Regions from separate parts of the Homo sapiens genome. Here region 2 is linked to region 1. Evidence: chromatin loops called from intact Hi-C (ENCODE). Cell type or tissue: Calu3. All regions are shown on one strand. Links, peaks and the distances in the headings refer to the core of each region. The heading gives the core; the rest is flanking DNA. Region 1 overlaps GRIN2A (glutamate ionotropic receptor NMDA type subunit 2A). Region 2 has its middle 210 kb from the start of LINC01195.

The links. A loop is a pair of places that touch in the nucleus more often than their neighbours do. Peaks named below come from ENCODE experiments on the same cell type or tissue, not always from the same donor. Only the 100,000 strongest peaks of a DNase experiment are listed, where the experiment ranks them.
Region 2: a loop joins it to region 1, with 2.6 times the contacts of the local background. A loop is called at or near these places in 1 of 110 quality-filtered maps.

Annotation. Positions count from the first base shown.
Region 1 is chr16:9,952,840-9,956,839 of GRCh38, reverse strand. All of the region lies in intron 2 of GRIN2A (glutamate ionotropic receptor NMDA type subunit 2A), which reads left to right. Among named protein-coding and RNA genes, the nearest start is that of GRIN2A, 230 kb to the left of the region's middle. RefSeq lists an enhancer at 1-81. In Calu3, for the core only: no CTCF peak of the experiment used is centred there; no DNase peak of the experiment used is centred there.
Region 2 is chr16:9,662,366-9,672,912 of GRCh38, reverse strand. No RefSeq gene overlaps it. Among named protein-coding and RNA genes, the nearest start is that of LINC01195, 210 kb to the right of the region's middle. RefSeq lists an enhancer at 1,892-2,671. In Calu3, for the core only: no CTCF peak of the experiment used is centred there; a DNase peak (open chromatin) is centred at 6,912.

The DNA.
Region 1 (4,000 bases), core at 1-4,000:
GGCATTCTGTCCTCTCCTCTTTGCCTAGATAACCCCTACTCCAGCATCTCCTGTTTGGAGAAGTCTTCAACCATCTAAATTGTTCTGTTTCCCCCATTGTGCATTCTTAATGCACCATAAGCTTTTCTTACAAAATGTGAATTTCAATGGCAATTTTACACGTGTGTAGTTGTTTAATTAATATTTGTCTTTTCCATCTGGATCATAAGCTCTTTGAGCGCAGGTTTCATGGCTGTTTTTGTTCACTACTGGATTCTCAGCCTTCAGCACTGTACCTGGTCCAGAGATGAATAAATAATAGGTTAAATGAATGAATTAATTAAAGACACAGTTAAGTGATAATTGACATCTGGCTCACTGTGCAGTTCTAGAAGTTGGTAAGATTCATACTATTTGTCATTCCTGTGAAGAGACTGAAGCTCTAAAGATCAGTGAAATGAAGTGAGTTTCCTGAGACACACGGCTCATACGTGATAAACCAGGACTTGCATAGATCCCCTGAGAATCTGAATTTTTATTCACCTTTGCTTTTTAAGTATGGGTATTATGTGGCTTATAGGTAGAGGTTTAAAATTTTTTAAGTTAAAACATGAAAATAACAGAAACAAAAACAGAAAACACAAGAAAGCCCACAGGACAGTGGATTCTTTCCAAACATCTCACTTCAGTGGCAGCTACATTTGAAGAAAGTCTACTTGTTGCATTTAAATTACCTGTCACAAATCACAGTGTTCACCCAGTAGCAGCTAGGAGGGGCTGATTCAAGCCCCTGAGAATTGTTTTGTGTCTTGATCATGAGTCCGAACAACAGAACTTTACAAGGATGTTGCAAGCCGCTTTAAGGGGTGATGGAACCAATGATAGGAACCAGCACCTAACACCTGGCAGAGACTTTGTCAGCGTGATGCCCAAGCCCCTGGGGATTTCTGCCCAAAGGTGATACAGCCTGATGGGTTTCCTGGTTTGTTGAAGCTGGCGGTGAGAGAGAGTTTGAAAGAAATGACTTACTCGATGCTGTGTGACACAGGGAGCTCATTCGCCTTGATGCACTTAGGCAAGCTGCCTAACCTCATTCAAAACAAGCCAGTAAACTAGTAAACCAAAACAAAACCAAAAATGGAATTAGGCTTCTACAGTGCTGGAGATATAGTGATTAGTAAGACAAAATAAAACAGCACACATAGCCCCTGCCTTTCTGGACAATTTGTTTAAATGGTGGACACATACATTCATGAAAGCAGTCTATAAATCAATGTTGATTAACAGCCACATTAAGTACTATGAAAATATTAGGTTGGTGCAAAAGTAATTGCTGTTTTTGCCATTAAAGGTAGGGGCAGTAACAGTAATTTACTTTTGCACTAACCTAATACAAGAAAGAGCATGGAAGAGCGGAAATTTGCCTAATCCGTGAGGGTATGGAAGACATCCCTTAGGAAATGATGATCTAGAAATGAATGAAGGAAGAATAGGAGTTGGACAGAGAAGGTAAGAACAGTTCAAGGAACCTGGAACAAGACAAGCAAAGTCTCTGTGGTGGACACAAGGTGGCCGAGAGGTCATTGCATCCAGAGAGGAGAAAGCAAGGTGGGGAGGCTGTGATCTGTGACAAGACTACATATCCCATTGGTATCCACAGGCCATGTGGTGATTTGTGGTATTTGTCCTCAGTGACATTTGACACTGAATGGTCAGCACTGCAGTAGTGGTAAGCTCAGGCTGTTGAGAGAGTGAAACCCTCGCCTTGACTCAGGCAAATGGCTGCAAGGATTTATTGACTGCCCATGGGGATGACACCAAACTCATCCCCAACTTCAGACAGTCTGTAGAATAAGTACAGTCTGATCCCAGGTGATGGAAACCACATCATCACAGTCACTATGTGCATAATAACTGTGGAGTAAGCCTAACGCCACTTGGTACAAACTTACCACTCAACATAATGAACATAAAGGACGCTGGCCTGGAGAAAGGAGGACTTTGACTCATATTGAATTCTGGATTCATCCCACTGCATGACTTGCTTTGTCGATGCATTTCATTTAAGTCTGGAGAGGACTTGAGTGCCGGGTAGAGAGATTTATTTAGAGGCAGAAGGCTCATTAAAATCCCAACCTTTTTGTTTTGTTTTGTTTTAAGCCAGGGGTACCTCTAATTTGTGGCCTGAAAATTTTGCTCGGCAAGGGATTGAAAAATGGAGAGATGGGTTTGTATGCCAGGACTGTCTAATCACCATCTTGTGTGAGCTTTAGAAAAGGACTCATTCTGCAGGCTATTAATGAGGTGAGTGTTTAATGGCCCCTTGATGCTCCCCCATCAGATATAGTGTCTTGAGTTTTTAATAAGCTCTGTTCTGGGTCCTTTACAAATCAGAGTGTTGGAACAAATCCTTGAGGAGACATCAACAGCAAGATGATGCAATGTGTGTGAGCTGGAAAGAGCAGCCGTCTTAACTCCAGAGAGTGTCTAGGAATCTGTCTATCTCAATCTGCCGACCATGTGCACATCTAATTTTCACTTCCTTTTTGTTCTCTGGGGAACAAGACACACTTAGATTTTACGTTTTCTCTGTAAGGAAAAGGTGATGTCCGGGGTGAAAAACTAAGGAATCTTGTTCTTCAACATTGAAGGTATATCGCAAGCATGATTTTGGAATTAAAAAGGAAAAATGTTCACTTCGTTTTCCTTTAGCATGTAGGGAGTTATTTTAGGATATCCTGTGTTTTCTGGCACAAGTTTCTCTGTCTAGGACAGAAGGATTGACTTAGAGGACATTGGGGAATGGGGAAAAAAGAAAGCAGGAGGAGGAGCCCCCTGACCCCAGTTTGAATCCCAGTATTCAGAGAAATTCTTCTCTATACCTCTAAAATACTGTTGTGTTTGAGAAGAAGCATGGGGCAGTTGGAAAGTGTTGGAACGTCCTCCACTGTCCCCTTTACTACTTCTGCCTCCTTCACTCCTCTGGACCACTCTGAGGTTGTGCTTCTACCTACTCCACTTGCCTTAAAGTCCCAGGTGAACATCTCACTGCACCACACAGCAGTACCTTTCAGCCTTTGTCTTCCTGGACACTAGACACCTTTCACCCCTGCCTTCGTCTTCAAGCTCTCTACTCCCGTGGCTTCTAAGTTATCGCATTCCCCGGCTTTCTCCTCGTACCTCTCCTACATTCCTTCTCTGCCTCTTTTCCACACACACTCTCCTTCTTTTGTTAGGGGATGCCATGCACAGCTGTCAACAACTACCGCCCCCAGCAGATAGACAACTTCTAAATCTCAAGCCTCAGCCCTGACCCCTTTCTCATCTTCAGACCTGCCTATCCACCTTCTTGGTGGACTCCCTGCAGGGAGGTTTCAAAAGCAGCTAACCTAAACCTGAATTCCATATGCATTTCTCTGTCCCCCTACCTATACTCACTTCCACCCTTGCTCACTCATTCATTCAAAAAACATTTACAGAGTGGCTACTGTATGTCAGGTACAAGGCTAGGTGCTGGAGCTACAATTGTGAGGAAGAAAGCAGGGTCCCTAACCTGTTCTCCACTTTTGTAAGTGACATCACCATTCACTTGGCAATCCTCTTTCACTCCCCAATCTCCCTGCCAATCCGATCCATGAGTTGCCAAGACCAGTTGAATGTACCTCCTAAACATCTCTTGAACCTCTCTTTTGTGTATCTGTATTGCAGCAATCCTAGTTCAGATCTTTCTCTCTTTTCTGGAGTTGCTTTAGTGAGATTTCTCTGGGCCTGCTTTTCTGCCTTCATTCATTCCCTCCTCCAAGCCCTTCCTCATACTCAAGCTCAAGTGGTCCTTCCCGAAGATAAAAACTTGCTCATGTCACACCGCTGCTAAAAAATTCTTTCATGGATTCTTCTCGTCAACCCCAGAAAGCATTAACTCCTTGTCTCTTTTTTTCACTCCCTGTCTGTGTCTCTCCATCCTTCCTCCTTTCCATGCTCTTTCTTCCTCCCTCTTTTTCTTCCTTTTTCCCTTTTTCTC
Region 2 (10,547 bases), core at 4,540-8,539, 290 kb after region 1:
GATCCACCTGATGTTCACCCCATTTCCCCACATTTCCTTCTTCCCTGTTTCTCACCCTGATCACACTTGGTTTATTGATGGCAGTTCCACCAGGCCTAATCGCCACTCACCAGCAAAGGCAGGCTATGCTATAGTATCTTCCACATCTATCATTGAGGCTACCACTCTGCCCCCCTCCACTACCTCTCAGCAAGCCGAACTAGTTGCCTTAACTCAAGCTCTCACTCTTGCAAAGGACTACGCGTCAATATCTATACTGATTCTAAATATGCCTTTCATATTCTGCACCACCATGCGGTCATATGGGCTGAAAGAGGTTTTCTCACTACACAAGGGTCCTCCATCATTAATGCCTCTTTAATAAAAACTCTACTCAAGGCCGCTTTACTTCCAAAGGAAGCTGGGGTCATTCACTGCAAGGGGCATCAAAAGGCATCAGATCCCATTGCTCTAGGCAACGCTTATGCTGATAAGGTGGCTAGACAAGCAGCTAGCTCTCCAACTTCTGTCCCTCACGGCCAGTTTTTCTCCTTCACATTGGTCACTCCCACCTACTCCCCTGCTGAAACTTCCACCTATCAATCTCTTCCCACACAAGGCAAATAGTTCTTAGACCAAGGAATATATCTCCTGCCAGCCTCACAGGTCCATTCTATTCTGTTGTCATTTCATAACTTCTTCCATGTAGGTTACAAGCTGCTAGCCCGTCTCTTAGAACGTCTCATTTCCTTTCCATCATGGAAATCTATCCTCAAGGAGATCACTTCTCAGTGTTCCATCTGCTATTCTACTACCCCTCATGGATTGTTTAGGCCTCCTCCCTTTCCTACACATCAAGCTCGGGGATTTGTCCCTACCCAGGACTGGCAAATTGACTTTACTCACATGTCTCCAGTCAGAAAACTAAAATATCTCTTAGTCTGGGTAGACACTTTCACTGGATGGATAGAGGCCTTTCCTACAGGGTCTGAGAAGGCCACCGCAGTCATTTCTTCCCTTCTGTCAGACATAATTCCTCAGTTTAGCCTTCCCACCTCTATACAGTCTGATAACGGACCAGCCTTTATTAGTCAAATCAGCCAAGCAGCTTTTCAGGCTCTTAGTATTCAGTGAAACCTTTATATCCCTTACAGTCCTCAGTCTTCAGGAAAGGTAGAACACACTAATGGTCTTTTAAAAACACAACTCACCAAGCTCAGCCACCAACTTAAAAAGGACTGGACAATACTTTTACCACTTTCGCTTCTCAGAATTCAGGCCTGTCCTCAGAATGCTACAAGGTACAGCCCATTTAAGCTCCTGTATAGACGCTCCCTTTTATTAGGCCCCAGTCTCATTCCAGACGCCAGACCAACTTAGACTGTGCCCCAAAAAACTTGTCATCCCTACCATCTTCTGTCTAGTCATAGTACTATTCACCGTTCTCAACTACTCATACATGCCCTGCTCTTGTTTACACTGTTTCTCCAAGCCATCACAGCTGATATCTCCTGGTGCTATCCCCAAACTGCCACTCTAAATTCTTGAAGTAAATAAATAATCTTTGCTGGCAGGACTATGCTGAATCTCCTTAGGCACTCTCTAATCAGATGTCCTGGGTCCTCCCAATTCTTAGACCTTTTATACCTGTTTTTCTCCTTCTCTTATTCCATTTAGTTTTTCAATTTATACAAAACCGTATCCAGGCCATCACCAATAATTCTACACGACAAATGTTTCTTCCAAAAACCCCACAATATCACCCCTTACCACGAAATGTTCCTTCAGCTTAATCTCTCTCACTCTAGGTTCCCACGCCGCCCCAATCCCGCTCAAAGCAGCCCTGAGAAACATCGCCCATTCTCTCTCTCCATACCACCCCCCAAACATTTTCGCCGCCCCCACACTTCAACACTATTTTGTTTTATTTTTCTTATTAATATAAGAAGGTAGGAATGTCAGGCCTCTGAGCCCAAGCCAAGCCATCGCATCCCCTGTGACTTGCACGTATATGCCCAGATGGCCTGAAGTAACTGAAGAATCACAAAAGAAGTGAAATGCCCTGCCCCGCCTTAACTGATGACATTCCACCACAAAAGAAATGTAAATGGCCGGTCCTTGCCTTAAATGATGACATTACTTTGTGAAAGTCCTTTTCCTGGCTCATCCTGGCTCAAAAAGCTCCCCCACTGAGCACTTTATGACCCCCACTCCTGCCCACCAGAGAACAAACCCCCTTTGACTGTAATTTTGCTTTACCCACCCAAATCTTATAAAATGGCCCCACCCCTATCTCCCTTCACTGACTCTCTTTTCGGACTCAGCCCACCTGCACCCAGGTGATTAAAAGCTTTATTGCTCACACAAAGCCTGTTTGGTGGTCTCTTCACACGGACACACATGAAACCAAGTACTGTACACATTGCATTCATCGTTTGACTCACATAATGAAAACATATTAAGGTAGAGGTTATTCTTGTTCTCATTTTATGGATGAAAAAACTGAGGTTCAGACAGGTTAAGTAACTTCCCTATAGTCACAGCACTCCTAAGTGGCAGCGCTGGGGTTGAGCTCCAAGTCTGTGAAAGTGAAAGGGCCATGCCTTTAACCAAATGCTACACTATCTCTGTGTTCTCTCTTTCATAAAGAAGCTTCATAAAGGGTTCTTAGATGTGGGAATTCAAGGAATCCTGGAAACACAAACATTGGGCTTAGGTCTATGCCTGCGGCATCCTCTGGGTACAGCCAGAGTGCTAATTAGCATTTGTTCATCGCCTCTAATTATCTGAGTCTCTGACAGTTTGAGTTCATGAATGCTAATGTGAGGGGAGAGTTGTGAGAAGTTAGAAGCAGAGGCCTCGGGCTTATAGAGACAAACGTTGTGTTTTAGCTGACCCAATGGCTTCTGGTGGGGCAGAGAGACCAGGACATGGAGTTAGAAACAGATTGAAATGAAGAGAGTCACTTACCATGTACCTTTTATCCCAAGAGCTCTCACTTTGCTGGAATTATGCCCTAAATAACCCAGCTCAAGGACTAATGAGTTTCAAAAGATTGATGTAGTAATTTTAACATTTGTATTGCAAAAGGTTGTAGAGCACATGTATTATTTTCTGCCTGCCCAGCAACAATTTTTCTTTCTTCTGGTAATAGGACATTGATTTTGCCTGGGAAGACACCCACTCCAACTTAAAGTCCATGTAATTCTGATGTTGTCCCCCAACCTACACCCCAGCCCTAGGCTCCAAGAGGGACCCTGTAATTCATACCTGCCCAATTACCATATTCTATCCTCATGGCCTCAGTGATTGACTCAGGAATAAGCCAATGAGATTCAATTCCAACTTTTCCTAAATGTTGGAGAAGTATCTAAGTTGTGAATAGATCTGATTGGCTTTAGGTTCAGCTATATCCAGAGGATCAAGTGTATAAACAAGAAGCTGTCATTCTCCATCTCTGGTCCTATTTTCCTTTATGTTGCTTCAGTTTTTTGTACACATTCTCTACATTTTAAGAATTCTGGCTACAAGCAGTGCCCTTCTCAGCCTTAGGCTCCATATATCAAATTTCACAAGAGAATTCTTCACTGCTCCCACTCACTTGCACAGTCTACCCCCTTGGCCAATTACAGCTGGGAAAATGCAGTTCTATGAGTGGCTGTATCCAGGTCACCCTTGCAGCTGCAGGGAGGTGGGGCAGCAGGTGCCATCAAGTTCACTGTTTGTGGAGGATGAGCAGTTTCTCCAAGGTAGGCAAATGCCCCGCACGGTTCCTTTTAACTATGAATGGGTCCCTATGTTTTTCACGTGTCCAGAAAATGGACTATGTCATTAGACTTTTCAGACTTGGAAGGGCACACTGGCTCTGTCAATGATGTCATTGGCCAAATCATATTCCTTGGAAGACTTTCAATCCAAGTTATAAGCAGATGTTGGTGACATAGCAGCATGCTACTGCCAAGACACAGGGACAGGCCAATGGACTCACTTGAGAGGATGCTTAATGGCCCATTTCCCTCCAAGAGCAGGAGACAGAGGAGATGGTGAGTCCCCCTGCCACCCAGCACAGCCTCAGCCTCCCTCATTCTTCCTTTCTCCTCTAGTCTCCCTCTTTTTTTTTTTTTTCTGAGGGAGTCTCACTCTGTTGCCCAGGCTGGAGTGCAGTGGCATGATCTTGGCTCACTGCAACCTCCACCTCCCGGCTTCAAGTGATTCTCCTGCCTCAGCCTCCCAAGTAGCTGAGACTACGGGTGCCTGCCACCATGCCCAGCTAATCTTTGTATTTTTAGTAGAGACAGGGTTTTGCCATGTTGGCCAGGCTAATTTAGAACTCCTGGCCTCAGGTGATCTACCATGCCCAGCCTCCAGTGTCCCTGTTATACCCCTTCTCATCTCCTGCCAGGGTATTATTCTCAATTTAAGCTACTGATGTCACTCTTTCTAAATGTCAGCGGGTCCTCATTTTATACTTCAAAATCCAAGGTTTTCAACTTGGCATCTGGGCTATTTGCAGCCCATCCAGAACCCACCTGTTGTTTTAAAATTTTTTTAAGGCTGGGCACAGTGGCTCACGCCTGTAATCCCAGCATTTTGGGAGGCCGAGGTTGGCGGATCATGAGGTCAGGAGGTCCAGATCATCCTGGCCAACATGGTGAAAACCCGTCTCTACTAAAAATACAAAAATTAGCTGGGCATGGTGGCACACGCCTGTAATCCCAGCTATTCGGGAGGCTGAGGCAGGAGAATGGCTTGAACCTGGGAGGCGGAGATTGCACTCCAGCCTGGTGACAGAGTGAGACTCTGTCTCAAAAAAAAAAAAAAATTAATTTTAATTTGTTTTGAGATAGGGTCTCACTATGTTGTCCAGGTTGGTCTCAAATTTCTCCCCACAAGCATTCCCACTTCAGCCTCTTGAGTTGTTGGAATTACAGGCGTGAGCCACCACACCCGTCTCTTCCCCACCTTTCTAATGAGGACGCTTCCTTGTTTCTCTACCTCCTCGTTTCCTCCATTCTTTGTCGTGCTCCAACTGCAGTGAGTTATTTTTTTTGTTCCATGTGGGTACTGGTTCTTTGGCACCTCTGCACCTATAATTGTGTTGCCTAGGACACCTTTGTCCACGAACAATCTTTTAAAAACTCTCCCTCTATTAAGCCTACACTACACACTATCATCATCTGAGACAAGCTTTGAGAGCACAAATTCTGGAACTCCAACACCCTGATTCCACCATTTATTACCCCTGTGATCTTGGACAAGTTAGCCTCAGTTTTCTCATCTGTAAAGTTTGAGATATTAATAATAATAGGGTATCTTCCTCTTGGAATTGTTGTGAGGTTTAAATGTATTAAATTATCTAACACACTTGGAGCAGTGCCTGACACATGAACACTCCAAAAGTGTTTGTTTATTGTTATTTTATTCATTCCCATACCTGTCTCCTTGTAAACTCTAGGCTCTTTGAGGGCAGTGAATGTGGCTTTTTTTTTTTTTTTTCTGCATCCTCAATGTTTATTAATTGCTCTTTTTCCTTCCCTAACTGGGTTTGTGAACACTGAGCATCAACATCTCCAGTCTCATCATGGGAGACACTCATCCAGAAGCAAATCTCAGCCAACAGGAGCGGAGCCAACGTGGGTGGCTGCAACTGCAGTAAGATTGCCACCATTCGGGGGCCAGCCAGGATCTCATGCCTAGTGCTGCTTTGGTGGCTATGATGGACCATTTCAACAGGTGACCACATGGAGAATTGAGCAACATATTCTTATGGAAACAGCACCTGTACAGGGAAAGGCACAGTATGTGGGGAAACACAGGAAACAACACAGAGGAAGAAGAAGCACTTGAGGAGACAGTGTTCCTCTGAGCTCGGCGTGCTGTGTTGTCTGCTGGGCGGCTGGCGGAGGACCAGGGCACAGAGCAGTATTTAACTGCTCAGCTCTTGCTCTGAACAGCTGAGCTATAAATGCTCATACCTCAGCCGAAGAATAAGCAACCTAATCTTAACTTGTATTCCAGTAAAAATAAAAATACGTTGGGTTGGAAGAAAGAGAGATGCATTGCCTTTTGATTTCACTTACCACCTCTTTTATTGCAAGAATTGTATTGCTGCTCCTCCAGCTGTGATAACTCTTTCAGGAATAATAAGAGCTCTCACCTGTCTTAAACAGACCAATGAAAGAATCTAGTCCTTCTGCGCTGTTTGTGGATATTGAGTTAAGTAGTAACTGGCACTTATAGGCCACCTTAACGTGCATTATCATCGTACCCTCAGGGCAGTCATTGGAGGTAAGTGTGGCAATCATCTTGGTTATAGATGAGCAAATGAAGAACAGAGAAGCTAAGCAGTTTGTTCAAGGTCACACAGCCAGCCTGTAAGATAAGACGGTATAAAGGAAAGAGCTCCATTTTGAGGTCAGATAGTTCTGGGTTCTTATCTCTCATCTGTTACTTAGTAGCTGGGTGACCTTGTTGTTTCTCCTCTCTGAGTCTACATTTCCTAGTTATTAAAATGATATAGTAATGCTCACTCCATGGATTTATTATAAATTCAGTGGAACATTTATATAAAAAGACAATGTCAAATATACTGCTTAATAATTCCTTCTCCATTTGCTCCTTTTTCTTCCTAAGAAAAACAGTTGTTGGAGCTTGAACTCAGACCAGCTGATCTCCCAGCCCACACTCTTTGCACCCCTCCACGCTGCCTGCCGTCTCTACCCTCTGCCACTATGACAGTACAATGGCAGGCGGGAGGTGATGCCTTCTTGTAAATCATCTGTGATACAGTGAGGAAGATCCCTGGGTACTACAGGAACATGCATTTATTCACTTATTCAGTGAGTGAGCTCCATGTGGATTTAGGGGGAGGGCGGGTCCAGCTTTGAATATGTGCTTGTTAAATTGTCTGTGTGAGGAGCCGAGGGGCACTGTTCAATAGGTAGCTGGATATGCAGAGCTGAAGCTTGGGAAACCAGTCTGAGCTTTGGCTGCAGATTTATGACTCATCATTGTACAAGGGATCAGAATATAATACCTGCTTTCATGACTCTCAGAGGTGGTGGAAACAAGGTGTGGCAGAGACAGAAATAATTACAATACAATATAAAATATGACAAAGGCTAGATTACGATAAATCCAAGAGGACAAGAACTTTGTCCTCATGGAGCTTAGGTTGCAGTGAAATTTAAGAGACATGAATCGAAGTTTCCATTCAAATGTATGCTAAAAATTGTAGTAACGATCTTTCCAGCTGGGTCTGTGGTGACTTCAAAATTCATTAATTTAGTTGTTCATCCTTACGAAAGTTATATTTGTTTTTGTTTTTGTTTTGGGATAGAGTCTCACTCTTTGCCCAGGCTGGAGTGCAGTGGGCCGATCTCAGTATACTGCAACCTCTGCCTCCCAGGTTCAAGCGATTCTCCTGTCTCAGCCTCCCAAGTAGCTGGGATTACAGGTGCCCGCCACCACACCTGGCTAATTTTTGTATTTTTAGTAGAGATGGGGTTTCACCATGTTGACCAGGCTGGTCTCAAACTCCTGACCTCAGGTAATCCAGCTGCCTTGGCCCGTGTTGGGATTACAGGCGTGAGCCACTGTGCCCGGCCCATCCTTACAAAGGATATTTATTCTGCTCCTATTATAAACCAGACTCCATGCCGGGTTCTGGAGATAATGTGATGAGTAAAAGAAGATGCATCCTTTTTCTCCCATGGAGCTTAGAGTTTATCGGAAGAGACAGATCAAATGTTTGCATAATACACATAAAATTGCAACCATGACAAGGGGTATAATGAATAGCAAATGATACTAGAAAGTATCAACCTAAACAGAAAGGTTGGGAAGACTTCCATGAGGAAAGTTCTGATGATATTAGAACTGGGTACTAAAGGATGATGAAGCATGAACTAGGTGAAGAAAGAAGGATGAAGAACTTAAAAGAACAGCATGTGCAAAAGCCTCGTGGCAGGAAGAGTGTTGTGCCTAGAAAGGACTGGCAAAAACCAGTGTAGCTTCATTCAGTGGGTTTCCGGCTACAGTTCAAAATCCATCACTGTATCTTCAGTTACAGCACAGATTTAGGTCCCGTCATATCTAGTTACCTTGATTCTAAGATGTCAATGATCGTAAGTTATCCCATTGGTTTGTTAACATTGTTTTTTTAAATTGAAAATTGAAACAAAAAAAATGGTGAGAGCTTTACTACCACATTCAATGACTACATTAATTTTTTTTTTTTTTTTTTTGACATGTTGTCTCGCTCTGTCACTCAGGCTGGAGTGCAGTGGTGCGATCTTGGCTCATTGCAGCCTTTGTCTCCTGGTTTCAAGCAATTCTCCCACGTTAGCCTCCCAAGTAGCTGGGATTACAGGGGCGCACCACCACACCTGAGTAACTTTTGCATTTTTAGTACACAGGATTTCACGATGTTGGCCAGGCTGGTGTCAAACTCCTGACCTCAGGTGATCCACCCACCTCAGCCTCCCAAAGTGCTGGGATTACAGGGGTGAACCACCGCACCTGGCCTACATTGATTTTTTAAGTGGACATTTTATTTGGGTAATTTTAGATTTACAGAAAACATATCAATTTAAAGATGCATTCTGAACCTCAAAATGTGAAGAAGATGCTTCTTGGAATTGAAGCAATTTTTACGATTATGACCACCTGAGCTAACATAATTAACTTTTTACCATGTATCAGACACTCTGCTAAGCACCTTTAATTTAAAACTCAGACAAAACAGGTGCAAAATGATTAACACACTTTCCTGGAGTCACCCTGTTACCAAGTCAGGGCTTTCACCCCAGCTGTTTGGGTCCAGACCTCTGTGACAACTCTATGCCCCCGGCCCAGTTCCCCTTCCCAGGATGTACTTTTCTTTCACCAGTTGCTTTTGGGAAAACGTGGTGAGCTGAGTGACAAAGGATGAGGCTGAAGGGGTCTCTGTTCTTATCTGATGACACAACCTGTGGCTTTGGGCATGTCTCTTTCCCCTCTGTAATCTCTTTTCCCAAGTCAGACCAAGCACAACATGAAAATGTCGCAGATTCCCTAGGGAGATGATTGTCGCCTCCAGGTTTAAGGCCAGCCTGTTCACACCAGCTGCACTAGTTCCAGGAGCTGGACTTTCCAATAAAGAGGGAGCCCAGAGGCTGGTGAAGTCCAGATGATTATTCATGTTCCTTTCCAGATAATCATAGTCATCCCTAGATCTCATTTATCTTGTCCCCTCCTGGGTACCACTACAGGAAGTTAGCCATTACTCATCACTCAACTGTTGATCTCTTTTGCTAGCTTGTTGATTGGCTTCATGACAACTTTGGTGGCAGATATTTAAGTGAATGAGAGAGGTCCACCAAAAGGAAGGTTAGAAAAAAATAAAATTTACTCTTACTCATTCTCAACCATATGAAAGACCCTGTACTTAAGGATAGCAATAGCTGTCACTCATAAGGCCTCAGGGTTCCAGTATTCCTTGCTTGGCATAATGCACACATTTCCCATTCTTAATTGTTTCTTTGGGCTAAGATATTTATACATTTTATATTTATATATTTATACATTTTATGATCGGTACAGAGACACATAACCTATAAGTGTTAGAGCTTAAAAGCATGGGTCTATATTCAGACTATCTGGGATTGAACCCTAGCTCCACTGTTTTCTTTGGGAACATAGACAAGTTACTAAATTCTCCAGGCCTCAGTTTCTTTATCTGTAAAATGAACTTAATAATAACACATATCTTACAAATTTGGGATATGTCCCTTCTCTCCTGTGCTCTCACACAGCCTCCTGTGGTCTCCATAAGTTCACTGATGATTCTGTTAGCCTGACTAAATTCTCTGTCCCTTCAAGGGCAGGAAGTGCACCAGACCCATTTCCAAGGATGTTTTCACTAAATTTTTGATGAACAAATAAATATTGGGGGAAAACCCAGGCAGAGATCCACGTCTTGATTCTAGTCTTACTTCAACCATCAAATTACTATGTGACCTTAGGTAAATCTCTAGCCTCCTCTAGAAGAGAGTTCTGTCTTATATATGTGTAGACTTGAAAATCTTCAGAGCCCTCTTCTTAGTTCTGAGGTTCTATACTTCTCCTTCTCTCTCATAAGAGAATTATGACTGTCTTTGTGGAAACAGTACATGATTGTCACTTAAATACATGACATAAAACATTTAAATAAGTTAAGTCGTGGTGGCTCATGCCTGTAATCCCAGCGCTTTGGGAAGCCAAAGTGGGAGGATTGCTTCAGCCCAGGAGTTCGAGACCAGCCTGGGCAACAAAGGGAGACCCCATCTCTATAAAAAATTAGCTGGTCATGTGGTGCATGCCTATGGTCCCAGCTATGCAGGAGGCTGAGGCAGGATTGCTTGAGCCCGGAAGGTTGAGGCTGCAGTGAACCAGGATGGCACCACTGCACTCTAGCCTGGACAACAGAGCGAGACTCTGTCTCAAAAATCAAAAACAAAAGCAAAACAGAAGAAATAATTAACACTTAAATAATTCAGAAAAGTGCAAAGAAAGAGTAAAAAACTTAACCCAGACTCCACCATCTAGAA